Regions from separate parts of the Mus musculus genome. Here region 2 is linked to region 1. A link is a loop called in an ENCODE intact Hi-C map of the cell type or tissue named here. Cell type or tissue: heart. All regions are shown on one strand. Links, peaks and the distances in the headings refer to the core of each region. The heading gives the core; the rest is flanking DNA. Region 1 holds the start of Olfr532 (olfactory receptor 532). Region 2 holds the start of Olfr525 (olfactory receptor 525).

Evidence for each region. Hi-C counts contacts between places; a loop is a spot of excess contacts. Peaks named below come from ENCODE experiments on the same cell type or tissue, not always from the same donor. Only the 100,000 strongest peaks of a DNase experiment are listed, where the experiment ranks them.
Region 2: a loop joins it to region 1, with 27 times the contacts of the local background. A loop is called at or near these places in 8 of 42 quality-filtered maps.

The regions. Positions count from the first base shown.
Region 1 is chr7:140,412,491-140,427,799 of GRCm38, forward strand. It overlaps Olfr532 (olfactory receptor 532), which reads right to left and starts at 7,281. Exons shown (of 1, transcript NM_147026.1): 1 at 6,352-7,281. The coding sequence starts at 7,281. The coding sequence ends at 6,352. In heart, for the core only: no CTCF peak of the experiment used is centred there; no DNase peak of the experiment used is centred there.
Region 2 is chr7:140,315,090-140,330,398 of GRCm38, forward strand. It overlaps Olfr525 (olfactory receptor 525), which reads left to right and starts at 7,612. Exons shown (of 1, transcript NM_146956.1): 1 at 7,612-8,541. The coding sequence starts at 7,612. The coding sequence ends at 8,541. It also overlaps the pseudogene Gm6314. In heart, for the core only: no CTCF peak of the experiment used is centred there; no DNase peak of the experiment used is centred there.

The DNA.
Region 1 (15,309 bases), core at 3,754-11,753:
GCTTCAGTACTATTCCACCCTCTACTCCCCTTTTTCTGTAAATATTCACTCTATTTCTATACCAATGTTTTCTGGACTCAAGGTCACTTTTCACATTAACACAGTGAATGCTAGGAGGGCAAACCAAGTTTAAACCTGAAAATAAAAGACTCTTTTGCAAATTGCAGTGGGCTTTGCAATTCTTGGGCTCATCTTGGTTTCCTGTGGACTCAGGGCACAACATCTGCACCATTCCTGCCTGGATGCTGCCATGCTTCCTGCCTTGATAATTATGGAATGAACATCTGAATATGTAAGCCAGCCCCAATTAAATGTCATTTATAAGAGTTGCCCTTGGTCATGGTCTTTGTTCACAACAGTAAAACCCTTACTAGGATGTGGTGGGAGTGCAAATCTGTACAAACAATTTTTTTTATCAATTTGTTATTTTCTCAGAAAATTGGGAATAGTTCTACCTCATGACACAACCTTATCACTCCTAGGCATATACGCAAAAGATCCTTCACCATCCCACAAGACACTTGCTTAACTATGATCATATCTGTTTTATTCATAATAACCAGAAACTAGGAACAATCTAGATGTCCCTCAACTGAAGAATGGATAAGGAAAATATGGAAAATCTATACAATGGAATACTATTCAGCTATGAAAAGCAAAGACATCATAAGTTTTGAAGGCAAATCGATGGACCTTGAGAATATCATTTTCAGTAACATAACCCAGTTCCAATAGGACATGCACAGTATATATTCACTTATGAGTGGCTATTAGCCATCAAATACAGGATGCGCATGCTGTTCTCCACAGAGCCTAGAAGGCTGGAGAAACAAAAAGATATAAGCAAGGATGTTTGAACCTCACTTAGAAGGGAAAATGGAATAGTTCTTGAAGGCAGATGGAGGGAGGGAACTGGATAGGAGAGGGGGCTGAGAAGAAAAGGTGTGAGGTTCAGGGTCAGGGGCAGAGAGGAATAGGCAGGAATCCAAGATTGCCATGAGAATGAATGGAAATCCACAACCAACAGGGTGGGAGGTAGAGTGCATCTCCAGGAAGAGACAGAAACTTCAGATAGGGGAGGCACCCAGGAATCAGTGAGGTGTCTTTAGCTGAGACTCACAGCATTGGGTATAACGAGTCTGGAGGCTGCCTCCTGTGGCCAAGCAGGAACCCAAGTGGAGCAATAGTGACACTAATGCACACATAAAATTTTTGACTCAAAATTTATACTGTCAACAAGAAAAATTTATATTGTCTGCAGAGCTTGGGAATTTAAAAGAGACTGAATGAATAGACAACCAACAACTGACCCAACTTGAAATCCACCTCATGTTCAAGCACCAATCTCTGTTACTATTGATGACTCTCTGTTATACTTGCAGACAGGACTCTAACACAGCTGTCCTCTGAGAGGCCCAACCCACCAACTGACTCAGACAGAGGCAGACACCCAAACCAAACAGTGGATAAAGCTTGGGAACTCTTATGGAAGAATAAGAGAAAGGTTTGCAGTGTCTAAGAGGATAAAAACTCCACAAAGTTCACAGAAGACTTATTTATAATAGCCAAAAGCTGGAAACAACCCAGATGTATGTTCCTCAACTGAAGAATAGATACAGAAAATGGGGTACATCTACACAATGGAATACTATCCTGCTATTAAAAACAAGGATATCATGATTTTTTTAGGCAAATAGATGAAACTAGAAAATATTATCCTGAGTGAGGTAACCCAGACCCAAAATGACATGTATGGCATATGCTCACTGATAATTGAATATCAGCTAAAATGTACAGAACACCTAGTATACAGCCTATAGACCATAGTATGATAAGCAGAAAGGCCCAAGAAAGGATGCTTAAATCTCACTTAGAAGGGAGACCAAAATAATCATAGGAAGCAGAAGCAGTGATTTACCTGAGTGGGAGAGGGGAGGCAGTAAGCAAAGGGGGTCAGGATCAGATATGGGGGGGGGATAGGAAAGAAGCCCAGAGGGCCAGGAAAATGAATGGAAATAAGCAGTTGTTGAGGGTGGGATGTAGGAGGGATCTCTAGAAAGTCCCAGAAACTGGAATGTGAGATGCACCCAGGACTCAATGTGGTGACCCTGGCTGAAATACCCAATATTGGGGAGATAGAGCTTGAAGAGTCCACCTCCAGCAGTCAGACAAGGCCCCCAGTAGAGGAATGGAATCATAAACCCACCATCAAAATTTTTTATCCAAATTGCTCCTGTCTAAAAGAAAAGCAGAGACAAAAATAGAGCAGACAGAAGGAATGGCAGACCAATGTCTGGCCCAACTTGAGATTCATTCCATGGGTGGGGACCAAACCATGGCACTATTACTGATGGTAGGTTGTGCTTGCAGCCTAGCGTGACTGTCCTCTGAGAGGCTCTACCAGCAGCAGACTGAGACAGATGCACAGCCAAGCATTTGACTGAGGTTGGGGATCCCTGTGGAACACTTGGGGGAAGGATTAAAAAGAACTGAAGGGGAGGGCAACGCCATAGGAAGACCAAAGGTATCAACTAGGAGTTCACAGAGTCTAAGTCACTAACCAAAGAGTATACATGGGCTGATCCAAGGCCCCTGGCATACATGTAGCAGAGAAGTGACTGCCATTTTGGACCCCAGTGAAAGAGGATTTACCTACTACTGTAGTGACTTGATGCCACAGAGAAGGAGGTTGACCAGGAAAGGCAAATTCTTAGAGGGGAAGAGGAGGTGAGATAAGGTGAAGAATTTTGGAGCAGGGGACTGGAGAGGCAACATTTGGGATGTAAATAAATTTTAAAATTAATATAATTATGCAGAAAATAAAATAATGAAAAAATACATCATACCAACAGTCGAATGAAATATGGACCAGCTTAGTGTTTTAATATCAGACAGTCTTAAGCTCAGTGCAGAAGTTAATAGCATGAATAAAGGAAATTATTGATTGATAAAGGGTTAACATGGAGTTAGAAATAGTCAGTGTGACAGAAGAACCCCAAAACACTTCTACCCCTAGCAACAGAACTATTATGCACAGGAAAAGAAACTGATATAAGTACAAGGCAAAGTGAAGTGGTTTATTACAGTGGAGTACCTCATTCCACTCAGTAATGAACAGAACAAGGACATTAGCGCGAACTAATTGCCTCCAGAAACTTTAACCTCCATTCTGCATGAGCACCAACACAATGATGACAGGACACAGGGTTTTTTTCTCTTATTTTTTAATTAGGTATTTTATTCAATTACACTTCAAATGCTATCCCAAAAGTCCCCCATACACTCCCCTCACCAATCCCCCACCCACACACTCCCACTTCTTGGCTCTGGTGTTCCCATGTACTGTGGCATATAAAGTTTGCAAGACCAAGGGGCCTCTCTTCCCAATGATGACTGAATAGGCCATCTTCTGCTACATATGCAGCTAGAGACACGAGCACTGGGGGGTACTGGTTAGTTCATATTGTAGGATACAGGTTTTTTTTTGATGACCCATGGAACATATGTGCGTGTGTATATATGTGCATGTGTGTGTACGTACAGTCAGTGAGAAAGGAAAACCAGACCAGGATGGAGGGGTCTGAGCAAGACCAAGGATAAGACAAGTTCACTACAAACAATCAGACTTTGGAGACCTCTATCAGAGACAGAATACAATGGCGGTTGCCCAGGGAGATTACAATTGTAGTTGCCAAGATACACTTTTTGAAAGCTACACAGAGTATGCAATGTTAATGTCTCAGAGTAATTGTCCTGTTGATCTTCTATATGCTTTGCTGACTTCTAGGGAACACAGCCGGAATGCTTAATTTCCTTGGGGAATGCCTCAGTTTTTCCGGAACTGAAAGGCACAGGGTTCTCCAGGAGCAACAGAATCTAAGGAAGCTAGAACAACAGTGCCAACTGGGAAATGCCTAAATATTTAGAATTTAAGTAATACCTTCCTGAGTACCACATCAAAAAAAAAAAAAAAAAAAAAAGGAAATCACCAGGGGTGTTAAGGAGCACAGGGGCAGAACAATGTGTGAAGCAGTAGTTGATGTAGTTTGTAGGACTGCACCTCTGCACTAAATAACAAAAGTGCAGCCCTACAAACTACATCAACTACTGCTTACAACCCCAATGCCAGTGTCACTCCTAGAGCAGCAGGGACCCTCTCAGGAACTGAGCAGGAGTCAGGGATGATTAGGCTTCAATCCTGAGTCCTTTTCTTTCAATGAATGTAAGTGAGAGTAAAAGCCAGTAGAAATCCCATTCACTGTTGCTGAGAGTATGAAGGGTAAAACCCCAGTGAAAACTTTGTTACAAAACTCAGCCTCAACTCACCCTGAGTCCCTGAGAAGCCATTCACTGTCTCTTACTGCAGAGAAAGAAAGGAATGGAAGAGGATTTGTATGATTGTTTATGGGAGTTGAGTAATAAAGTGTGTTATAGCCTTAGATCCTAGTACTCACCAAAATGGAAAAGAACATAGCATTGGGTACATAAGAGAACAGGAGTGCATTTTAAATATTGTTGTGTGGCTGGAAAGATGTCGCATCATTTAAGAACACTTACTGCTCTGCAGATGACCTGGGCTCTATTTGCCCATCCACATGTTGGCATACAGCCATCTGTCACTTCATTCCAGGGGATCTAACACACTCTTCTCACCTCCGAGGCCACCAGGCATGCTTGTGGTACACATAAAAACATCCAGTCAAAATCTTTATACATATAAATAATATTAAAAAATAAAAAAACAACATGCTATGAAAGAGCATACATGTCAGAATGTGTGTTGCATGATGTCATGTGTACAAAGTTGTATAATACACAAAACTGACCTGCAGCTGAAATGTCAGGACAGAAACTACTACCAGAATGGGCACTGATGACCTCAGGCCCAACAGGTAGATCAAACCTGGCTAAAATATCCTACATTGAAGGCTGCCATCTCCACTCTCCTAGGAGACTTGCATTACATAGCTATGTGTATTTGCCAAAACTCAGTAAGTGATGGCCTGACTTGCCCATTTCACTGTCTGAAATGTTTCCTTAGGGGCCCAGGCAAGAAAAACCTATAAACAAATTATTGTCTCTCATATGCACATGAAACTGTTTAAGGAAGAGTGAATTAATAATTACAGCCTGTTTTGAAATGAGTGAAATGGAAGGGCACCTGAACAAATAAATTAAGAAGTGAATATAGAGCAAGAACTCAACAGCAGAGCAGTGGGGAGAAGATCGTAGATGTCCGGCTATATCCTGACCAATTCACTTTGCTTGAACTCTTTCAGTAAGCACAGTGGACATTAAAACCCTGGATACAGTGTAGAAAACACATCTCAAGATCAAATGTGCATGACAGTAAGATGATTCAGTGGGTAAAAGTGCTTGCTGCCAAGCCTGATAACCTGTGTTGACTTCTACGAGTCCCCTTCGTAGAAAAGCAAATGAGCTGGATCCTATACCTGATTGATGTATGATGAGCATGAGCACAATGGCATTGGCAAGTGCAGTAGTGCATGAGTGTGCTTGTATCCTAAGTGGAGGATATTGAGCCATTTACAGAGGCTTCCCACGATCATGAGTGTGCCAATGAGGAGAGAAAATAATCATGACATAGCAGGTATTGGTCAAAACAATATAGACTCTAACAAGTGTCTTGGAACAAGTGATGAGCAAAGAATTCATGGTCTTTAAAAAGAAGGTACACATATAGATCCAGAGGTGAGGAATTACAGGGGCAGCTGAACATTTGTAGGTTGCTAGCAAAAGCATCAAAGAACAGAGTGTTTATTATAGCCTGGAGAAAACTGTAGGGGAGGGAAGAGAGTACAGGAGGATGCTATGGACAGTGACATCCAGAGGCCAGAGGGAGATTGAACATCTACTCAGTCTGCAGAAATTTCTGCCCAAAACAAGATATGATAGCAAAAGTTCCGGCAGAAAAAGAACAGAGGAGTCAAGCCACACCTTCCTGGGTATTGCTGATATGAAAAGAATGCTCCTTGTTCGCTCTCCTCTCAGAGGTGTAAGGACCATGGTGCCACCAGACACAGTTCTCAAGTACAAACTAAGAGGACTTAGTCCAATATAGGTGTTTGGGTGATTTTCTCAAATGCATGATACCAAAAAGCTCTATGTAAGAGATAGCTTTCCAGGATATACACACAGCCTTCCTCAGACCTGGATGCCCACACTTCCAAAAGAAAATGGCCAGTGTCTCCTCCAAGGAGGGCACAGAAGATGTACATCTACAATATAAATTAACTATCTGTACTCTGACAGGACATCAAATTCTCAGTCACACATCCCATATAGTTCAACAACAGCTTGATCAAATCACATTTGGTGACTTCTGCCTCCTCAATGAAAACAGGGAAATAACCTTTTGAGGGCTACCTTCACATCCTTGTTCCTTAGAGAATAAATGATGGGATTCAAGGTAGGGCTGACTGCTGTGTACAGTAAGGTAACAACCTTGCTATTCTGGAAGGAGGATCCAGAGCCAGGCTGTAGATAGGTGTAGATGATGGTGGAGTAGTACAGGGTGACTACTACCAGGTGGGCAGAGCAGGTAGAGAATGCACGCTTCTTGCCCTCGGCTGAGCGAATGCGCAGGATGCTGGAAATGATGAAGCTGTAGGATATCATAGTCAACAGAAAGTTGAGCACACCAAAATAAACATCTGCGATGACAAGCATAATGTTGTTGAGGGTGGTTGGGCTGCAAGACAGAAGCAGCAGTGTTGGGACTTCACATAAGAAGTGACGAATTTGGTTGGAGCCACAGAAATTGAGTCGCACCAGCAGGCCAATATGCACAGATGTGTTGGCTATGCCAATCACCCACACAAAACCTGCAAGCAGGACACAGATGGGCCAGCTCATCAGTGTGTTGTAGTGCAGTGGGCGGCAGATGGCCACATAGCGGTCATAGGCCATGGCAGTGAGCAGCAGCAGCTCAGCCCCTAGAACCCAGATGAGGAAGAAGACTTGGGTCATGCATCCCTTATAAGAAATGTGGCTGCTCTTACCCACCAAACCCTCCAGCAGCTTGGGAACAACAGTGGAGGTACAGATGATGTCCAACAGGGCCAGGTTTGCAAGGAAGAAATACATGGGTGTGTGAAGCCTTGGGTTGAGGCTGATGGCTATGATGATGAGGGTGTTTCCTGCAAGAGCCAGGATGTAAAGGAGCAAGAAAAAGGCCAAGAAGAGAGCCTGGAGCCCAGGGTCCTCAGAGAGTCCCTGCAGGACAAACTCCACCACAGTTGTGGAATTGTTTATTGCCATTTGAGAGTGAGTTCTGGGATTTACTGTGAAACAGCTGGGGATGGTCAAGGAGACACAGGGTATGGGGCAGCCATCATTTCACACTGGGTCCAGGATTGCTTCTCATGGCTCTGTTTCTGTAGAAATGATAACATCATCTCTCAACACAGTGTGACAGTGTGAGCATGAACTCTCCACTCTGTACACAGTAGACCCAGATCAGAAGGAAGCCCTGCCTGTGATGGGCAATATCCTTCTAGAGATTCTGCTTGCTTTAACATACATCATGTTCTATGATACCTTGAGAACTGGAGCTTCTCTTAGCATGTATGCCAGTCAGCTAAGGCATACCAAGGGGCAGTCTGTTTTACAGCATAGACTTTTTTGGATCTAGAAAGGACCAAACTTATCAAGGGGTGGGCTGCCTTCTCAGAGGCAGGCAGAAAAACAGTTTGGGAGAGAGGACGATTGGGATCTGGAGTGGTTTAGAACATGGAACAGTTATAGCATAGCACCTCTTTTCTGCACACCACACTTTCTATTTCTCCATTGCCACCCCGAGTCACTCCCTTGTGAATGATAAACTCAGTGAGGACAACAGCTACCTTGCACTGGTGGAGGCTTGTGCCTGCCAGAGAAGGCGTCTGACCATGCTATGGCATAGATCCAGCTTCAATCCAGCCAAATTTCTAGACTATCACACTGCCAGTTTCACATCTGTCCTCTCTTCACCTCATACACATATATCTGTAATCATCCATGACTCTCCATGTGTATAGGCCTCTCACGTAGAGAAGGATGAGGACTGATCAGCATGCAGAGAAAGAGCTCTGCCCCTTTCTACTGTGTGATGGGATTGAACATGCCCAGACCCATCCTGGAGACTCCATCAGTGGGATGTTGGCTACAAGAAAACAAAGAACTTAAACAGGATATGTGCTGAACAAGGAAGACACTCTCCCCCTGTTAGTGCACAGATCAAGGCCTTTCACCTACAGGGTAAACTTGAGAACAGTGCCTGAGATTTTGATAACCCCATCCCCTCCCACTGAAGAGCTAAGCTATCCATAGAACTCTCAGGACCCATACTTGTGCCCACAAAGCCAAGGGTATTCCCTATAGATACCCAAGGTATCTTATGGAACATAAGGCTACTCAAATGAACCTCCAAGCCTCCTCTGATTATGTCTCATCCCCAGTACCTATGTGCTTGTAACTCCTCAGGTCACAGGAGTTTCTGAGTGCTGAACTCTATACCAGACTCACAGAAAACAGTCTTCCCTAGAGATCCAGCTCTGCCACGGAGCCAAGCCATAGGGCAAGATTTCTTTTCACACTGATCAACTGGTCATAGGCACAGAGCAGACTTATAGAGTCATGCATTTAAAGTTTCAAACTGCAACTCTGAAGCAAGGTGATTCTGGTAAGAGTTGTTTTTTTATATTTTTATACACTAAAATTGATCAGAGCAAAACCAAATCTCTTGTGATAATCATCCCATCCTCAGAGAAGTTAAAAACAAGGAAAGGAAGGAAGGAAGGAAGGAAGGAAGGAAGGAAGGAAGGAAGGAAGGAAGGAAGGAGAGGAAGGAAGGGAGGGAGGGAGGGAGGGAGGGAGAGAGAGAGAGAGAGAGAGAGAGAGAGAGAGAGAGAGAGAGAGAGAGGGAGAGAGAGAGAGAGAGAGAGAAAGAAAGAAAGAAAGGAAGGAAGAAAGAAAGAAAGAAAGAAAGAAAGAAAGAAAGAAAGAAAGAAAGAAAGAAAGAAAGAAAGAAAGAAAGAAAGAGAGACAAGAAGGTGGATGCCCAAACAGAAAAAATGAATAGAGGAACAACTCACATGACAGGAGAAGTCGGTCTAAATCCAAAAGGTCTATGTGTTTGGAAGAATTCATACATTATGTCCACAAAGAGCCCTGTGTCTCATTTTTGTACTTTTGTCCTAATGTAGACTAGCCACTGGGGTGGACTCTGGGATTTCTTGGGAGTGGCCCTCAGAGAGCAATTACCAACAGTGAGGTAAACAGGAGTCTCTATAGGCCACAGTTGCCAAGCCATAAGTCATGGAGAAAGCTGATGCCTGAGATCATGTGCACAACTCTTGGACACTGACCCCTTGGTGATTTCTACCCCAGGGATGCCACCAAAACATCTTGCCTAAGCATCATGTACCCTTGATCACTGTAGAAAGATGTATTTCTTGTTAACAAACTGTCCCTCATCCCATTGTTTATGGTTACAGGAGCTCCACTTGTTGATGTCCTGGAGCTACCTAGGGGCTGGTACACATGGGACTGTTTAATGCCAGGTTTCAATCCCATTTTTTTCCCTTTGTAATGGTGCTGTCTATTCCAGCAGTTTGGACATAAAGAACTCCTGGGACCATATTTAGTTATGATCTTGGAAGACAAATATGTTAATAGCTTCACACACCTATAAAAATCCAAGGTTACATGGGCTAGGCTTACTGTGTGCCACTCCAATAGCTTGCCAACCTGAATGCCTTTCATTCGGTTGGTTGGTTGTCCTACATGGAACAAATCCTGGGCTTCTTTCCAGTGATGGCCAACTAGGCCATCTTTTGATACATATGCTGCTAGAGTCAAGAGCTCCGGGGTACTGGTTAGTTCATAATGTTGTTCCAACTATAGGGTTGCAGATTCCTTTAGCTCCTTGGGTACTTTCTCTAGCTCCTCCATTGGGGGCCCTGTGATCTATCCAATAGCTGACTGTGAGCATCCACTTCTGTGCATGCTAGGCCCCGGCATAGTCTCACAAGAGACAGCTATATCTGGGTCCTTTCAGCAAAATCTTGCTAGTGTATGCAATGCTGTCAGTGTTTGGATGCTGATTATGGGGTGGATCCCTGGATATTGAGTCTCTAGATGGTCCATCCTTTTGTACAGCTCCAAACTTTGTCTCTGTAACTCCTTCCATGGGTGTTTTTTTCCCAATTCTAAGAAGGGGCACAGTGTCCACATTTTGGTCTTCTTTCTTCTTGAGTTTCATGCATTTAGCAAATTGTATCTTATATCTTGGGTATCCTAAGTTTTGGGCTAGTATTCACTTATCAGTGAGTACGTATTGTGTGAGTTTCTTTGTGATTGTGTTACCTCACTCAGGATGATGCCCTCCAGGTCCATCCATTTGCCTAGGAATTTCATAAATTCATTCTTTTTAATAGCTGAGTAGTACTCCATTGTGTAAATGTACCACATTTTCTGTATCCATTCCTCTGTTGAGGGGCATTTGGGTTCTTTCCAGCCTATGGCTATTATAAATAAGGCTGCTATGAACAGAGTGGAGCATGTGTCCTTCTTACCGGTTAGGACATCTTCTGGATATATTCCCAGGAGAGGTATTGCTGCATCCTCCCGTAGTACTATGTCCAATTTTCTAAGAAACCGCCAGACTGATTTCCAGAGTGGTTGTACAAGCTTGCAATCCCACCAACAATGGAGGAATGTTCCTCTTTCTCCACATCCTCGCCAGCATCTGCTGTCACCTGAATTTTTGGATTAGCTATTCTGACTGGTGTGAGGTGGAATCTCAGGGTTGTTTTGATTTGCATTTCCCTGATGATTAAGGATGTTGAACATTTTTTCATGTGTTTCTCTGCCATTCGGTATTCCTCAGGTTAGAATTCTTTGTTCAGTTCTGAGCCCCATTTTTTAATGGGGTTATTTGATTATCTGGAGTCCACCTTCTTGAGTTCTTTATATATATTGGATATTAGTCCCCTATCTGATTTGGGATAGGTAAAGATCCTTTCCCAATCTGTTGGTGGCCTTTTTGTATTATTGACGGTGTCTTTTGCTTTGCAGAAGCTTTGCAGTTTCATGAGGTCCCATTGTCAATTCTCGATCTTACAGCGCAAGCCATTGCTGTTCTATTCAGGAATTTTTTTCCTGTGCCTATGTCTTCAAGGCTTTTCCCAACTTTCTCCTCTATAAGTTTCAGTGTCTCTGGTTTTATGTTCCACTTAGATTTGACCTTAGTACAAGGAGATAGGAATGGATCGATTCTCATTCTTCTACATGATAACAACCAATTGTGCCAGCACAATTTGTTGAAAATACTGTCTTTCTTCCACTGGATGGTTTTAGCTCCCTTGTCGAAGATCAAGTGACCATAGGTGTGTGGGTTCATTTCTGGGTCTTCAATTCTATTCCATTGGTTTACTTGTCTGTCACTATACCAGTACCATGCAGTTTTTATCACAATTGCTCTGTAGTAAAGCTTTAGGTCAGGCATGGTGATTCCACCAGAGGTTCTTTTATCCTTGAGAAGAGTTTTTGCTATCCTAGGCTTTTTGTTATTCCAGATGAATTTGCAGATTGCCCTTTCTAATTCGTTGAAGAATTGAGTTGGAATTTTGATGGGGATTGCATTGAATCTGTAGATTGCTTTTGGCAAGATAGCCATTTTTACAATGTTGATCCTGCCAATCCATGAGCATGGGAGATCTTTCCATCTTCTGAGGTCTTCTTTAATTTCTTTCTTCAGAGACTTGAAGTTCTTATCATACAGATCTTTCACTTCCTTAGTTAGAGTCACGCCAAGGTATTTTATATTATTTGTGACTATTGAGAAGGGTGTTGTTTCCCAAATTTCTTTTTTTTTTCATTTTTTTTTCTTTTCTCCATTTTTTAGTAGGTATTTAGCTCATTTACATTTCCAATGCTATACCAAAAGTCCCCCATATCCACCCACCCCCACTCCCCTGCCCCCCCCCCCTTTTTGGCCCTGGTGTTCCCCTGTACTGGGGCATATAAAGTTTGCAAGTCCAATGGGCCTCTCTTTCCAGTGATGGCCGACTAGGCCATCTTTTGATATATATGCAGCTAGAGTCAAGAGCTCCGGGGTACTGGTTAGTTCATAATGTTGTTCCACCTATAGGGTTGCAGATCCCTTTAGCTCCTTGGCTACTTTCTCTAGCTCCTCCATTGGGAGCCCTATGATCCATCCATTAGCTGACTGTGAGCATCCACTTCTGTGTTTGCTAGGCCCCGGCATAGTCTCACAAGAGACAGCTACATCTGGGTCCTTTCAATAAAATCTTGCTAGTGTATGCAATGGTGTCAGCGTTTGGATGCTGATTATGGGGTGGATCCCTGGATATGGCAGTCTCTACATGGTCCATCCTTTCATCTCAGCTCCAAACTCCGTCTCTGTAACTCCTTCCATGGGTGTTTTGTTCCCAAATCTAAGGAGGGGCATAGTGTCCACACTTCAGTCTTCATTCTTCTTGAGTTTCATGTGTTTAGCAAATTATATCTTATATCTTGGGTATCCTAGGTTTGGGGCTAATATCCACTTATCAGTGAGTACATATTGTGTGAGTTTCTTTGTGAATGTGTTACCTCACTCAGGATGATGCCCTCCAGGTCCATCCATTTGGCTAGGAATTTCATAAATTCATTCTTTTTAATAGCTGAGTAGTACTCCATTGTGTAAATGTACCACATTTTCTGTATCCATTCCTCTGTTGAGGGGCATCTAGGTTCTTTCCAGCTTCTGGCTATTATAAATAAGGCTGCTATGAACATAGTGGAGCATGTGTCCTTCTTACCAGTTGGGGCTTCTTCTGGATATATGCCCAGGAGAGGTATTGCTGGATCCTCCGGTAGTACTATGTCCAATTTTCTGAGGAACCGCCAGACTGATTTCCAGAGTGGTTGTACAAGCCTGCACTCCCACCAACAATGGAGGAGTGTTCCTCTTTCTCCACATCCACGCCAGCATCTGCTGTCACCTGAATTTTTGATCTTAGCCATTCTGACTGGTGTGAGGTGGAATCTCAGGGTTGTTTTGATTTGCATTTCCCTGATGATTAAGGATGTTGAACATTTTTTCATGTGTTTCTCTGCCATTCGGTATTCCTCAGGTTAGAATTCTTTGTTCAGTTCTGAGCCCCATTTTTTAATTGGGTTATTTGATTTTCTGAAGTCCACCTTCTTGAGTTCTTTATATATGTTGGATATTAGTCCCCTATCTGATTTAGGATAGGTAAAGATCCTTTCCCAATCTGTTGGTGGTCTTTTTGTCTTATTGACGGTGTCTTTTGCCATGCAGAAACTTTGGAGTTTCATTAGGTCCCATTTGTCAATTCTCGATCTTACAGCACAAGCCATTGCTGTTCTGTTCAGGAATTTTTCCCCTGTGCCCATATCTTCAAGGCTTTTCCCCACTTTCTCCTCTATAAGTTTCAGTGTCTCTGGTTTTATGTGAAGATCCTTGATCCACTTAGATTTGACCTTAGTACAAGGAGATAAGTATGGATCGATTCGCATTCTTCTACACGATAACAACCAGTTGTGCCAGCACCAATTGTTGAAAATGCTGTCTTTCTTCCACTGGATGGTTTTAGCTCCCTTGTCGAAGATCAAGTGACCATAGGTGTGTGGGTTCATTTCTGGGTCTTCAATTCTATTCCATTGGTCTACTTGTCTGTCTCTATACCAGTACCATGCAGTTTTTATCACAATTGCTCTGTAGTAAAGCTTTAGGTCTGGCATGGTGATTCCGCCAGAAGTTCTTTTATCCTTGAGGAGACTTTTTGCTATCCTAGGTTTTTTGTTATTCCAGACAAATTTGCAAATTGCTCCTTCCAATTCGTTGAAGAATTGAGTTGGAATTTTGATGGGGATTGCATTGAATCTGTAGATTGCTTTTGGCAAGATAGCCATTTTTACAATGTTGATCCTGCCAATCCATGAGCATGGGAGATCTTTCCATCTTCTGAGATCTTCCTTAATTTCTTTCTTCAGAGATTTGAAGTTTTTATCATACAGATTTTTCACTTACTTAGTTAGAGTCACGCCAAGATATTTTATATTATTTGTGACTATTGAGAAGGGTGTTGTTTCCCTAATTTCTTTCTCAGCCTGTTTATTCTTTGTATAGAGAAAGGCCATTGACTTGTTTGAGTTTATTTTATATCCATCTACTTCACCGAAGCTGTTTATCAGGCTTAGGAGTTCTCTGGTGGAATTTTTAGGGTCACTTATATATACTATCATATCAAAAATTGATATTTTGACTTCATCTTTTCCAATTTGTATCCCCTTGATCTCCTTTTGTTGTCGAATTGCTCTGGCTAGGACTTCAAGTACAATGTGGAATAGGTATGGAGAGAGTGAACAGCCTTGTCTAGTCCCTGATTTTAGTGGGATTGCTTCCAGCTTCTCACCATTTACTTTCATGTTTGCTACTGGTTTGCTGTAGATTGCTTTTATCATGTTTAGGTATGGGCCTTGAATTCCTGATCTTTCCAAGACTTTTATCATGAATGGGTGTTAGATCTTGTCAAATGCTTTTTCCGCATCTAACGAGATGATCATGTTATTTTTGTCTTTGAGTTTGTTTATATAATGGATTACATTGATGGAATTCCGTATATTAAACCATCCCTGCATCCCTGGAATAAAACCTACTTGGTTAAGATGGATGATTGCTTTAATGTGTTCTTGGATTTGGTTAGCAAGAATTTTATTGAGTATTTTTGCATCGATATTAATAATGGAAATTGGTCTGAAGTTCTCTATCTTTGTTGGGTCTTTCTGTGGTTTAGGTATCAGAGTAATTATGGCTTCATAGAATGAGTTAGGTAGAGTTCCTTCTACTTCTATTTTGTGGAATAGTTTGTGCAGAACTGGAATTAGATCTTCTTTGAAGGTCTGGTAGAATTCTGCACCAAACCTGTCTGGTCCTGGGCTTTTTTTTGGCTGGGAGACTATTAATGACTGCTTCTATTTCTTTAGGGGTATAGGACCGTTGATATCATTAACCTGATCTTGATTTAGCTTTGGTACCTGGTATCTGTCTAAAAACTTGTCCATTTCATCCAGGTTTTCCAGTTTTGTTGAGTATAGCCTTTTGTAGAAGGATCTGATGGTGTTTTGGATTTCTTCAGGATCTGTTGTTATGTCTCCCTTTTCATTTCTGATTTTGTTAATGAGGATGTTGTCCCTGGGCCCTCTAGTGAGTCTAGCAATGGGTTTATCTATCTTGTTGATTTTCTCAAAGAACCAACTCCCCGTTTGGTTAATTCT
Region 2 (15,309 bases), core at 2,357-10,356, 99 kb before region 1:
TACTCAAAAACCTTGCTGCTTGGGTGGCTACAAACATGACACTAGATAGTGAGGGATCAAGAGGAAAATAACACACACTGTTTTACTAAAGGAACTTAGCTATAAATGACTCCGAACAATGTTATACTATACTCAGCCATCATCAGCAAAGCTTCCTCCTTTAGCAGATGGGGCCCACAGCCAGACAATATACAGAGAAAGAGAGACCTTGGAACACTCAGCTCTTAAAAGAATGTCTCCATCAAGCCCCTCTACTGAGAGCTCAGGAAATCTGTGGGACAGGAGGGGATAAGGCTGTAAGAGCCAGAGGGGATGGAGCCTATCAAAGCATCAAGACCTTCTACATACAACAGAGTTGCACACATACACACTCACAGAGACTGCGGCAGCATGCACAGGGCTTGCATGGGTCTGCACCTGATGGACTCTTAGAGCTGAAAGGAGAAGTGGACACAAGCCCCATCCCTAACACAAATGCTGTGTCCAATTGATGGCCACTTTTAAATAAAAAATTATTTTTCTTCAAGGGGATCTCACCAGGGACACAAACCACAATGATGGGTCCCATGGCCAGCAATGGTTGCCCATCAGGAAGTGAACTGGTCTTCAATAGTGAAAGTTCACCAGAAAAGGCCCTTTGGACTGTTCCTCCCCAGGGTACAGGGCTCAGACCCACGCAGCAGCAGCTCTTCCGTGAAGAAGGAAGCAATCGGAGAGTCAGCAATGAATGTGGAACATGAAGTTAACCTCCTGGTGGAGGAAATTAATCGCCTGGGTTCCAAAAATGCTGATGGAAAATTAAGTGTGAAGTTTGGGGTCCTCTTCCAGAATGACAGATGTGCCAATCTCTTTGAAGCATTGGTAGGAACTCTGAAAGCTGCAAAACGAAGGAAGATTGTTACATACACAGGGGAACTACTTTTGCAAGGTGTTCATGATGATGTTGACATTGTATTGCTGCAAGATTAATGTGGTTTGCATGGCTTGGTGTATCTGATAAACTGGAATAATTAAGTTAAAAGACTAATGTGAATTTCCTTATGTATTTTTATAGAACTTTTTTTATAGGACCTCAGGAGCAGGTCCTCAGGGCTGCTAGCCCAGGCTATGCCATTATTATATTGAGCCTGTTTGCTGGATGGCATTGGGAATAGAGCCAGCACAGCATAGCTACCCAAACCCCTCTCCCTGAACCCACTCTGGGCACTGAGGGATAGAGTGGTGAATAGGGTGTTATGAAGTCCAGTGAATGTGGGTTCAGGACTGTATAGTGTATTAAAATATTCTTCTCTGGAAATAGGTAAAATTCAGGAACCTAAAATGTCTTTCCATGCTACATTTAAAAGCTAGATGAGAGCGGCCTGACCATACTGTGTGCCCTTTGTGTAGCACTTCCCATTGGAAGATCCTGCCCTCTGTCAGCATTAGCTTAGCCTTAGCTTCTGATTCATAAAACACACTCAGGGACTTAACTTTCACTGTACCCCAACTGGCAGTCTTGAGTGGGAAGTGACGAGAGCCCAGTACACACATAGTCTAGATGGCCTCAACCTTAGTGACCACAGCTCCCTCTCCTATCAACAGGAGGCTGCTTTCTCAGCATTTGGGGCCTACGGTATGTACAGGAATGTGGAGGAGAGGTTACTTACAGGAGCTGTATCACCAAAGGTCACCATAGGTTGGGTGACAAAATTGGCTCACAAAATTTGGGAACCTGGAGCACACTCCAGGCAGCTCAGGAGGTTGGAGAGTGTTGTTTCCAATGAGTTGGTAGGTCTAAGCATATTCCAGGCACCTCTGTCGGTTTCTTCTTCCAGGTAGCTGGTCTGGTCTCAGAGTCTTCTTTGGCTTGTGTGATGGTGACTCTCAGCAGCCTTTATTGTTTATTAATGGATGGAAGGAGCCTTGTGAATCTGATCAGTTTTAGGAATTTACTAAAGCTATTTCAATTTTCCCCATTAATTTATTTATTCACATTAAATCCCAGTCAATACTCCCCACCTGCAGCCCCAGATGGAAACTGTAACAATGACATCAGTCCACTATGACTCTACATAAGAATGACTTGTGCTCACATAGGGAGTGGTGACTTCAGTTAGTGGGCTGCAATGTTTCTGGACTGACAGGAGGCATGTCCTGCATTGTGAAGGGAAATGTTTGCAGATATGGCAGATGGGAAAAGCCACAGTGAACAGATTTCCTGGGTAAGGCTGACCCAGTGGGGAGCATTGCTGGGTTCCATGGAGTCAAGGTGAGCCAATGGGAAACATTGCTGAGGTCTGGTTTTCTACCAAGTGGTGCATATGCCACTGCTGCTCTGTTCTCCAGTGCAGAGGGTTCTTCCCATCTGATTTAGTTACTCTCTGTCTTTGTGATAAGATACCATGACAAAGGGAGTTCATAGCAGGGTCTCTTTGGATTGACAGTTCCAGAAGGATAATGGTCCATGTATCCTTGATGCATAGCAGCAAGGAGCAGGCATGGTAGCTGGAGCAGAAAGCTGAGAGATTACATCATCAATGATGAATGCAAAGCAAAGAGAGGAAACTGGAGGCATGGCAAGCCTATACATCACCAGAGCTCACCTTCAGTGATGTTCTCCCACCAGCAAGCCATACATCTTAAACCTCCCCAAACAGTGGCATCACCTGGCAGCCAACTTCAAATACCTGAGCTTATGGGAGTGATTTGTTGTTCAAATCAGCATAGCATCTGCCCCTGCCTGATCCCCATGCCGGGAAAGACCTGCTTCCTCTAGGTTCCAAGATTGCAATAGACACTCCTAGTCTTTAAGTGGCTCCCTTGAAGTGACATTTGGGTTTTTGTTACTCAGAAAGCTCTACCAGGAACTGTTGGCCTCAGTGATGCAGATGAAAGAGGGAGGATTAGTTTTATTTTGATAGAAGCTCAATGCACTTGCTGGACACTCAGGTAGTGAGGAAAAGATAGTAAGGCTAGCACACTTCACAGGTGGGAAGCCGTAACAGGAATGAAGTATTTAGAGAAAATGATTGCGTGAGCCAAACACACATTGCATGGAAGCTAATGATTTTGGAACACGTTTATTCTTGTGATGTCTTTGTTAATGTTTTCTTTAGCTTCTAGCAAATATAAACTTATGAATAAATCAGGAACCATGGGGGCACAACAATAATCCCAGTACTTGAACTTCACAGTAAGACTGTCTCCACAAAAGGAAGTCAATCATAAAAACAAGCCGACAACTACAATCACAGAGAGCATTTGGGGCTGAGTGGAGACTAGGCTCAGAGGGAGAAGCAAGGCTTTCTTGGGTAGGGATCCTGTTGGAGGAAGCCCAGGATTTGGTGCATGTGGGACAGCCAACCAACCCAATGAAAGTGATTCAGGTCAGCAAGCCATTGGAGTGGCACACAGTGGGTTTCCCTGCACAGGATGCTAAGCTTTGGATGCTCCAATAAATTGTACAATAGCATGGGCTCTAGAGACAGCCCTTTGTGGGTGTGGGGTTGCATTTCTACTTTTCATGAGTGGCTGTGGTCCAGATCTGATGCCTATCCTTCTGCAGTTCAAAGAGTGAGTCTAGCTCATGTAACTTTGGATCTTTCTAGGTGTGTGAAACTATTGACATATTTGTTTTCAGAAATCTAAATGTGGTCCCAGGAGTTCTTTATGTCCAAACTCCTGGAGGATAAAGAACCACTACATAGGGAACAAATTGGCCCCCAGTGACTGAACCTGGCATTGAATGGCCCCATGTGCACCAGCCCCTAGGCAGCTCCAGGACATCAACAAGTGGAGCTCCTGTAACCACAAGCAATGGGATGAACCAAAGCCTGGCCATCCTATCCTACTGAACAGGAGAGCCCAAGGTCATCTTCAAATCAGTTCTAATTTAATTCTCACGAGAAAACAGCCATGGGGATATTCTAAGTGCTGTTCTCTTTAGAGGTAGCCCAGACAGGCCTACCTAACTCCATGATGGATGTGTATAACCCCATCGCCCAGAGGGATGACAAACAGAGGCTGCTCCTACTTTACTACATGCAATGTCAGTCCTTCTAATGCACTGGGTGTGTTATGGATAACATGTTGCTGTGTGTTCTGCAGGAGCTCATCTAATGTCATCAGAGTTGCTTTCATAGAGCCTCCATGACCAGCTCCCCCTAGCTTTCCTCTTCTGAGCCCTCTTTCCTATTTGGGGTTGTGTAGGAGATAGTCCTACAGTTGCTTCCTAAATAAAAATGAAAAATGTGGCTTACTGTGCCTTCTTTGAAGAGTCAAAGCCTCCTGTACTCTGTGCTGTCATACCTGAGCTGAAGTGGTGGTGGGGGGCTGCTTCAAGGAGCAGTACAGGCCAGTTGCAGGGCTGTCCACCTCATTCAAGTTCTTGACCCTACAGCCCCTCCCTGCTGGTTAGCTTTTAGCTGTTAATGTCCTTCACTGCATGTGGCCATTAAAGCAGCCAAACCACCACATGGTATTTTCACAGGCAGAAGACAGAGTCCTCACAGGCCTATGGGCAGTTGTTAGGTCCATGGCCACACTACCACATCTCATTGCTGGGCTGTCTGGGTACCCTGCTCTGTGATGACTGCTGCTCCAGGGCAGTGAGGGGCAGATGACCGACCATCAGTTTTCCATGAGCTAATTAGCCCTAGGTTTGAGGCTTATATGCTATAAATATGGTGACTTGTTTTGGACTACGCATTATCCTTAAACCAGTGTAACAGACTTAAATTACTTATTAGTTTTATAACTCAGATTAGTCTCTTTATGGTGGATTGACTAGAAAGATCAAATTTAATTGAAGCTCTTATCTCATCTTAATGTGCTCTACAAATTGTTCGAATCTTGAGTTGTGCTATAAGTGTTGTGTTTGTTGTTCTGTTAAATAGGTAACATTTTAGGAGAGATTGATAATGTGCATATTAACAGAGTTCAAGGACTTTGGAGGATCTGGAACTTAAGGTGGCCAGTGGTCATTTGGTTTGTGGAGTTTGGATTATTTTAGGTCCATTAGTTTTTGCAATGACTGATTCTGAACGGGTTACTTTGTGTACTGATCTGTGACTACAAGAGATGGTTCACCCCCGCTGTGAGTCTTCTGGCTTTACAGGGAAGCCAATCTGCTGCCAAGGGCTCATGCCACAGAACATGGTGGACCTCAAGTCCTGTAATTCATGCTGAACCTCACCTCCACAGTTTTCACACAATCTCTCCCCATGGGAAGATTTGAAAACTTCAGAGAAAAGTTGCTTCTATTCAGGGTCAACCTCAAGTGTGATCTACCATAATGACTGTGCATTTCCCAGTCAAAGCATGAGAGTGGCCTACAATTTATGTCCTCAGATAGTGATGAATTAACTGATCAGAGTTGGTTTATCAATAGGACCATGTCACACCAAGATAATTTAATGATGCAATGATAAAAGGAGGGGAGGGAAACCAATAAACTATGCTGAGGAACAGTTTGTTAACATGAAATACATCCTCCTACAGGGATCAAGGGTACATGATGCTCAGGCAAGCTGTCTTGCACGCATCCCCAGGGTAGAAATCACCACAGGGGGTCAGTGTCCTAGAGCACATGACCTCAGGCATCTGCTTTCTCTATGCCTTAGGGTCCTGGTGTCTCAGCTTGGGGACTATGGCCTAGAGGGACTCCTGTTTACCTCATTGTGGGTAATTGCTCTCTGTGGGCCACTCCCTAGCAACCTCAGTGTCCACCCCATGGGGCAGACCCTACATTAAGGTCAAGAGCAAACAAAAGAGACACAGGGTTATAGCTTTGTGCCCATCCTGTATGTTCTCTATGACATGTAGACATCTTGGGTATAGATGGGCAGCCACAGACAGCTTCTCCTTCCATGTGAGTTGCTCCTTCCTCTATTCCCTCTTTCCTTTTGGGTACCCATCTCTCTCTCTCTCTCTCTCTCTCTCTCTCTCTCTCTCTCTCTCTCTCTCTCTCTTTCTCTCTCTCTCTCTCTCCTTTCTTTCTTCTTTCTGTGTCTTCTGTGAGGGAGAGATAATTCTCAGAAGAGATTTGGTTTTGCTTTGATCTATTTTAGTATATAAAAATGAAAAAAAAACCTGTTACCAGAATTACTTTGACTCATAGTTACAGTTTGAAACTTTAAATGCATGGCTCTGTAGGTTTGCTCTGTGACCTATCTGCACTGTTGATCAGTATGAATAGAAATCTTGCCTTGTGGCTTGGCTCTGAGGCAGATTTGGGTCTCTAAAGAGGCATGGTGGTTTCCTGTGGATCTGGTACAGAGTTCAGAACTCAGAGCCACCTGTGGCCTGAATAGTTAGAAGCAGACAGTTACTAGGGTTGAGATGTAGACAGAGGGAATTTGGGGGGTTCAGTTGAGAGGCCCTGCCTTCTGTATGAGGCCCCTGGGATCTGCAGGGAAGGCTCACAGATAAATCTTTCCTTTTGTGGGCACAAGTATGGGTCTTGAAGTTTCTATGGGTAGCTTAGCTCTTCAATAGGAGGGGTTGGGGAATCATAGGCTCAGGTCCTTCTCTTAAGTTCACCCTGTAGGAGAAAGACCTTGATCTGTGCAATCACAGGGGGAAAGTGTCTTCCTTGTTCAGCACATACCCTTTGTGACTTCTTTGTTTTCACATACCCTTTGTGACTTCTTTGTTTTCATGTAGCCAACATCCCACTCATGGAGTCTCCAGGATGGGTGTGGGCCTGCTCATTCCCATCAGATAGTAGAAAGGGGCAGAGCTCTTTCTCTGCATGCTGATCAGTTCCTATTCTTCTCTACCTGAGAGGCCCATATGCTTGGAGAGTCCTGGATGATTAGAGATATATGTGTATAAGGTGAGGGGAAGATAGACTTGAAGCTGGGTAGGAGTGATAGCCTAGAAATTGGGGGCTGGCGTGAAGCCAGGTCCATGCCTTTCATGTTGTTTCCAGTCCTGGCACAGCCTGATACCTTCTCTGGCAGGCACAAGCCTTCCCAGGGTAGTGAGTGATACCTGTTGTCCTCGCTGGGTTTGTCATCCTCAAGGGAGTGATTTAGAGTGGCCACGTAGAAATAGACAGTTCTGGTATTTACAAAAGGGTTATATTCATTCCCCAAGAGCCAGGGCCATCTGTACCACCTACATGCCATTCTGTAACAGCTTCGTGTTCTGAATCTATCACGACCCCAAAACATACATCCTGGAACTGTTTTTATGCCTGCCTCTGAGAACCCTGGCCCACTCCTTGATAAGGTTGGTCTTCTCTAGGTTCAAAAGGTCTATGCTGTGGAACAGACTGCCCCTTAGTATGCCTTAGCTGCCTGGTGTACATGCTGAAAGGAGCTCCAGTTCTCAGAGTATCATAGGGCATGATCTATGTTAAATCAAACAGAAGCTGTAGATGGATATTGCCCATCACAGGCAGGGGTTCCTTCTGTTCTGGGTCTACTGTGTACAGAGTGGAGAGTTCATGCTCACACTGTCACACTGTGTTGAGAGATGATGTTATCAATTCTACAGAAACAGAGCATTGAGAAGCACTCCTACTCACGGCTGTCTGAACCCAGTGTGAAATGATGGCTGCCTCACACCTGGTGTCTCCTTGACCATCCCATCTGTGTCACAGTAACTCCCAGGACTCACTCTCAAATGGAAATAAACAATTACACAACTGTGGTGGAGTTTGTCCTGCAGGGACTCTCTGAGGACCCTGGGCTCCAGGCTCTCTTCTTGGCCTTTTTCTTGCTTCTTTACATCCTGGCTCTTGCAGGAAACACCCTCATCATCATAGCCATCAGCCTCAACTCAAGCCTTCACACCCCCATGTACTTCTTCCTTGCAAACCTGGCCCTGTTGGACATCGTCTGTACATCCACTGTTCTTCCCAAGCTGCTGGAGGGTTTGGTGGGTAAGAGCAGCCACATTTCTTATAAGGGATGCATGACCCAACTCTTTTTCCTGACCTGGTTTCTAGGGGCTGAGCTGCTGCTGCTCACTGCCATGGCCTATGACCGCTATGTGGCCATCTGTCGCCCACTGCACTACAGCATGCTGATGAGCTGGCCCATCTGTGTCCTGCTCGCCGGCAGTGTGTGGGTCATCAGTGCAGCCAGCACATCTGTGCACACTGGCTTGATGGCACGACTCAATTTCTGTGGCCCCAACCAAATTCGTCACTTTTTATGTGAAGTCCCAACACTGCTGCTTCTGTCTTGCAGCCCAACCACCCTCAACAACATCATGATTGTCATTGCAGATGTTTATTTTGGTGTGGTCAACTTTCTGTTGACTATGATATCCTATAGCTTCATCATCACCAGCATCCTGCGCATCCGCTCCACAGAGGGCAAGAAGCGAGCCTTCTCTACCTGCTCTGCCCACCTGGTGGTGGTTGTCCTGTACTACTCCACCGTCATCTACACCTATTTGCAGCCTGGCTCCGGATCCTCCTTGGAGAATGGCAAAGTAGTTGCTTTATTGTACACAGCAGTCAGCCCTACCCTGAACCCCGCCATTTATTCTCTAAGGAACAAGGATGTCAAAGTTGCCCTCAAAAAGTTATTTCCCTGTTTCCAATGAGGAGGCAGAAGGCAACAAATGTGACTTGATCAAGCTGTTGATGAACTATTTGGGATGTGTGACTGAGAATCTGATGTCCTGTCAGAGAACAGATAGGTAATTCATATGGATGTACATCTTCTGTGCTCTCATTGGAGGAGCCACTGGCCATTTTCTTTTGGAAGTGAGGACATCCAGGTTTGGGGTAGGCTGTGTGTTTATATCCTGGGTAGCTATCTCTTACGTAGAGCTTTTTGGTATCATGCATTGGAGAAAATCACCCAGACCCGGATATTGGACTAAGTCCTCTTAGTTTGGACTTGAGAAGTGTGTCTGGTGGCACCATGGTCCTTACACCTCTGAGAGGAGAGAGAACAAGCAATATGCTTCTCATACCAGCAATGCCCAGGAAAGGTGTGGGTTGACACATCTCTTCTTCTCCAGTTGGGATGCTTTGCTGTCATAGTAGAGGATGCCAGACTTTTCTTGGTTTGGACAGAAGCTTCTGCAGACTGAGTAGGAGTTCAATCTCCCTCTGGCCTCTGAATGCTGTTGCACACTGCATCCTCCTAGACTCTCTTCTCACCTCTACACAGTCTCCTCTGGACTATGATAAACACTGTGTTGTTTGATGCTGTTGCTAGCATCCTCCAAATGTACAGTTGCCTTGTGATTCTTCACCTCTGAATCCTTTGCTGTGGCTGTTTTTTTTTTTTTTTTTTAAGACCTTGATTTCTTTGCCAGTCACTTGTTCCAAGACACTTGTCAGAGTCTTTTGTTTTGACCCACTCCCTGCCATGTCATGATTGTTTTCTCTCTTCAAGGGCACACTCATGATCCTAGGAAGCCTCTATGAATGACCCAATACTCTCCACTCAGTATACAAGCAGACGCATGTACAACCACACCTGTTAATGTCAGTGGTGTTCATGTTCTCAGAGATCAGTCCACAGAAAGTAGCTTTTTTCTTTCTACCAAGCAGGATGTAGAAGTCCACATAGGTTATCAGGCTTAGCAAGCACCTCTACCTGCTGAGCCATCTCATTGGTCCTACATATTTGGTCCTGAGATGTGTTTTCTACCCTGTATCCAGGGTTTTAATGTCCACAGTTCCGTACTGAAAGAATTCAAGCATAGTGAATTGGTCAGGATTTAGCCGGGCAGCTGTGATCTTGTACCCACTGCTCTGCTGTTGAGTTCTTGCTCTATATCCACTTCCTAATTTATTTATGCACATGCCCCTCTACTTTACTCATTTCAAAACAAGCTGCAAACATCAATTAATTCATTCTCCCTTAAATAGTTTCATATGCGTATTAGAGGCAGTCATTTGTTTATAGGTTTTTCTGGCTTGGGTAAAATTTTCAGACAGTGAAATGAGTGACTCAGTGTATCACTTACTGAGTTTTGGCAAATACACAGAGCTATGCAATGCAAGTCTCCTAGGAGAGTGGAGATGGTAGCCTTTAATGTAGGATGTTTTACCCAGGGCTGTTCTACATGTTGGACTTGAAGTCATCAGTGTCCTTTCTGGTAGTCATTGCTGCCTGATATTTCAGCTGCAGGTCGATTTTGTGTGTTATAGAACTTTGTACACACGGCGTCATGCAACACACATTCTTTGACATGTATGCTCTTTCATAGCACAGTGTTTTTTAATTTTATTTATATGTATGAATGTTTTGACTGGATGTATGCATGTGTACCACAAGCATGCCTGGTGCCCTTGGAGGTCAAGAGAGGGTGTTGGATCCCTGGTTGAAGTTACAGATGACTCTAATCCAACATATGGGTGTGGTACTACAACCCAGTTCATCTGCATGAGCAATAAGTGTTCCTAGGTGCTGAGCCATCTTTCTAGCCCAGAAAAGTATTTTAAGTATTCCTTCCTGTTATCATGCATGTGTAACAAGTACTGTGCTCTTTTCTATTTTGGTGAGCAGTAGATTCTAAGGCTTTATCACACTGTATTATCCAGCTTCTTTCTATAGATAATCATCAAAGTCCTATTCCATGCTTTTCTTTTTCTGTAGTAAGTGACTGTGAATGGCTTTGTGGGGTCTCAGGGTGTGTGTGGGCTGAGTTTTGTAAGGAAATTATCACCGAGGTTTCATCCTTTTCATGCTCATCAACAGTGAATGGGGTTTCTACTGGTATTTACCACCACCTACATTCATTGATAGAAAGAAGTTCAGAATTGAAGTCTAACTATCCCTAACTCCTGAGAGGCTCCTGAGAGGCTCCCTGCTGCTTTAGGAGTGACACTGGCATTGGGGGTGGCTTGCATTGTTCTTTACTGCAGAGGTGCAGCCCTACAAACTACCCCAATTATTGCTTCACACATCTGTTCTGCCCCCCCCCCCCCATGCTCATTAACACTCCTGTTGATTTCTTTATTTGATGTGTTGCTTAGGAAGGCATTACTTAAACTCTAAATATTGAGGCATTTCCTGTTGGCATTGTTATTGATTGCAAGGAGGCATGAATTTGGCTTGATCTAGCTTCCTTAGAGTCAGTTGCTCCTGGAGCACTCTGTGCCTTTCAGTTCCTGATAAACCATGGGACTCTTTCAGGCAGTGAAGCATTCAGGCTCTGTGTTTCCTGGAAGTCAGTGAAGCTCCACAGGACAATTACTCTGAGACATTAATATTGAATACTCTGTATAACATGCAAATGTTGTTGTGGGAAGCCACATGTGCCGTTGCAGAGTGGCGCTGGCTATTGCTGGCCACCACGAATAAGTTTGGACAAACAACCAATGTGTACATATGCAGTAAATCTTTTTGCCAAGACACTGCCTGGCCCGAGCATGACAATGAGGTTTTGAGAGTATAACCAATCAGATGTGAGACATGCAAATAAGGTATGATAATGAGGTTCTGTGAGGTACTGAGAGAGAGTAACCAATCAGATGAGGAACATGCAAATGAGGTATAGTGCATAACCAATCCGGGTGTGACACACGCCTCTCCTAGGCCTATATAAGCAGCACCAGTTCCGGGCTCGGGGTCTCTTCGCCACTGCAATCAAGCTCTCCCAATAAACTTGTGCAGAAGGATCCTGTTGCAGTGTCGTTACTGCTGGCCAGTCCGGCACGCGCAAGATGTTGTGTCTTGGCAACTACAATCATACTCTTCCTGGCAACTGCCATTATACTCTGTCCCTGATAGGGGTATCCAAAGTCTGATTGTTTGTAATGAACTTGTCTCATCCTCAGTCTTGCTCAGACCCCTCCATCCTGGTCTGGTTTCATTTCTCACTGACCAGATCAGGAGATCCTGGCTTAGTGCCAAAGTGCTGGTGCTTAGAGTTGGCTTTAATTCTGCAACTCTCTCTGTCTGTCTATCTATCTATCTATCTATCTATCTATCTATCTATCTATCTATCTATCTATCTAATCTTATATCACTTATACCCTTTTAATTGTGTTGAGACTTGTTTTATTGCTGAGTATGGGGTAAAAGTCAGAGAGACCTCATAAAGTCCCTGTATCCTGTCATCATTGTGTGTGGCGCTCATGCACTGGTTTGGAGGCTGATAGTCCTTGCTTATCTCTCTCTCCTTGTTCTGTCCCTAACTGAGAGGACTGAGATACCCCACTGTAATAAACCAGATAACATTGTCTTGTACTTATACCAGTTTCGCTAGGACATGCGGGTTTTGTGTTCTTCTGTTACACTGTTTCCAACTCCATGTTAATACTTTTCATCAATAAATAAGTTCTTTTATTCATGCTACTAACTTCTACTCTGAGATTAACACTGATATTAAATCAATCCCTCTAGCTTTCATTCAACTGTTAGCATAGTGTATATTTTTATTATTTTACTTCCAGCCTTATCTATCTATCTATCTATCTATCTATCTATCTATCTATCTATCTATCTATCTATCTATTTTTCCCGAGACTGGGTTTCTCTGTGCAGTTTTGGCTGTCCTGGAACTCAGGCTAGTCTCGAACTCAGAAATCCACCTGCCTCTGCCTCTGATTACAGGCATGAACCACCACTGCCCGGCTTTATTTTTATATTTTAAGTATATACTTTTGTAGGCATCATATAGTCTGATTATGCTTTATTCTGCAACCTGAAAAACATGCAATAGTTAATTTGGATATTCTGACTGTATTTAATGTGGTTATTTCATTTATGAAAGGTAACTTCTCAACCTCCTATTTCCCGAGGTTGCCTGTTTGCATTCTTTCTGCTGACCCTCAGGATTTCAGTCCTTTTTTTCTCACCCAATACCAGATCAGGCTCTCCTCTTCCCCCCAATGCTCCCGCCATCCACTTTCCCTCTCAGATCTCTCTCTCCCTCCCCCCTTGTGATTGCTTTCTTCTCTCTCCCAAGTGAGACTGAGGTATCCTCACTTGGGCACTTCAGCTTGTTGACCTTTTTGAGTTCTGTGGACTGTATCTTAGGTATTCTCTACTTTTTTTTTTCTAATACCCACTTATCAGCGAGTACATACCACCATGCCTTTTTGGGCCTGAATTACCTCATTCAGGATGATATTTTCTATTGCCATCCATTTGCCTGCAATACTCAGGATGTCCTCATTCTTAATAGCTGAGTAGTATTCCATTGTGTAATTGAACCACATTTTCTGTATCCATTCTTCTGTCATAGGACATCTAGGTTGTTTCCAGCTTTTGGCTATCACAAATAAGGCCACATAGTGGAACATGTGCCTCTGTGGCATGGTGGGCCATCTTTTGGGCATAATCCTAAGAGTGGTATAGCTGGGTCTTCAAGTAGATCTATTTCCAATTTTCTGAGGAACCTTCAGATTGATTTACAGAGTGGTTGTACCAGTTTGCAATCCCACCAGCAATGGAGGAGTGTTCTTCTTTCTCCACATCTCTCTCCAACATATTTTGTCACCCAGTGTTTTGATCCTAGTCATTCTGCTTGGTGTAAGGTAGAATCTCAGGGTCATTTTGACTTGCATTTCTCTGATCACTAAGGACTTTGAACATTTCTTTAGGTGCTTCTCAGCCATTCGAGATTTTTCAGTTGTGAAATCTTGGTTTAGTTCTATACCCCATTTTTTGATTAGGTTGTTTGGGAGACTCTCAGGAATCAAAGGGAGGGACCTTAGATGAAATGCCTGATAGTAGGGAGAGGGAACTTACAGAGACCACCTCCAGCAGGAAGACAGGGCATCAAGTGAGGGATGGGGCTGCCATCCCACAGTCACATCTTTGACCCATAATTGTTTCTGCCTTAAAGAATTACAGGGATGGAATGGAGAGGAGCCTGAGGAAAAAAAAGGTCCAGCAACAGGCCCAAAGTGGGATCCAGCTCAAGGGGAGGTCCCAAGGCCTGGTACTATTACTGAGGCTATGGAGTGTTCACAAAAAAGGACCTATCATGTCTGTCCTCTGAAAGACCCAAAAAGCAGCTGAAAGAGTCAGATCCAGATATTTGCACCCAACCAATGGACAGAAGCAGCTGACCCCTGTTGTTGAATTAGGGAAGGCTGAAAGAAGCTGAGGAGAAGGGCAATCCTGTAGGAGGACCAGCAGTCTCAATTAATCTGGACTCCCGAGATCTCTCAAACACTGAACCACCAAACAGGCAGCATACACCAGCTGATATGAGTCCCTCAACACACATACAGTAGGGGACTTCTGGGTCTGTGTTCATTCAGAGATGATGCACCTAACCCTCAAGAGACTGAAGGCCCCAGGGAGTTTAGAGGTCAGGTGGGGTGGGGGATGGGGTCATCCACGTGGGAGGGGGGAGTGGGTTGGGAGGAGGTGTGGAATGTGGAGCGTCAGAGGTTGGATGGGGGGGGGGTCAGGGAATCTGGACTGTAAAAAATAAATTAATTAAAAAACCGGTAACTTCTCTGTGTATAGAAGTCTGAGTGACTGTTTTTTTCAGGACTCAAAAGCTGTTGCTCTTTTTCATACTAAGAAACCTGTCTTCCTTTTTCTGTATATGACATGGAATATAGTACTCTTTTTTGAAATTTGGACTCTTTGTGAATTCACATCAGGCCTCTCAGTCTGACTCATCTCCCCATCACTTGGTATCTGTCCTCTGTCCTTGCAACCTCCCTCCACACATCAGGAAAAAAAAAACAAGACAAAAAATCTTGCCATGGAAACTTCAGTGTGTTATAGTGTGGCACACAGTGCACCCCTTTGTTCAAATATCTTTATTTGCAAATGTTCATTGCAATGAGTCATTGGTCTGATAGAGGCCTCTGGCTTCTGTTATGCTATCTATACTGGGACTCCTCTCAGATACCCTGCTGTTGCCCTGTGTCATGGATCTGCAGGACCAATCCATTTACATGCTCCAGCAGTTTGTAAATGAGGTGGATGGTGGGGTGAGCCAACTCAAAGTCCTGGACCTGGAACTGAGTGGTAGCTGAGCTGGGATCACCCACACCTACACCACCAAGATCAGCTCTCCAGCACTGTCCTCCCTGGCTCGCTCAAGAAGGGGTGGGGCTATTTCTCCTCCTTTCAGCTGTCCTGTCTGTCAGAGGTGGAAAGATGCCAGGGATTGGGAGGGCATCTTTCTCTCTCCCACACCACCTCATGGCAGACATCAAGAGGCATGGGCAGCTCTCTCATGCTCATGTAATTGGGGCTAGCTCACCTGTATCCCTGCCAGCAGGGCTAGCTCTACTGTGCTGCCCAAGCAAGGTTGGGAAAGGGGAAGGGGAACTGCTCTCTGGAGTGCTACAGCCAGTGGGGGATGGAGCCAGCTCTGCATAGTCCTTGGACATCAATATGGTCCTAGGCAGCATCCCAGATCAGGGACATCCCCATG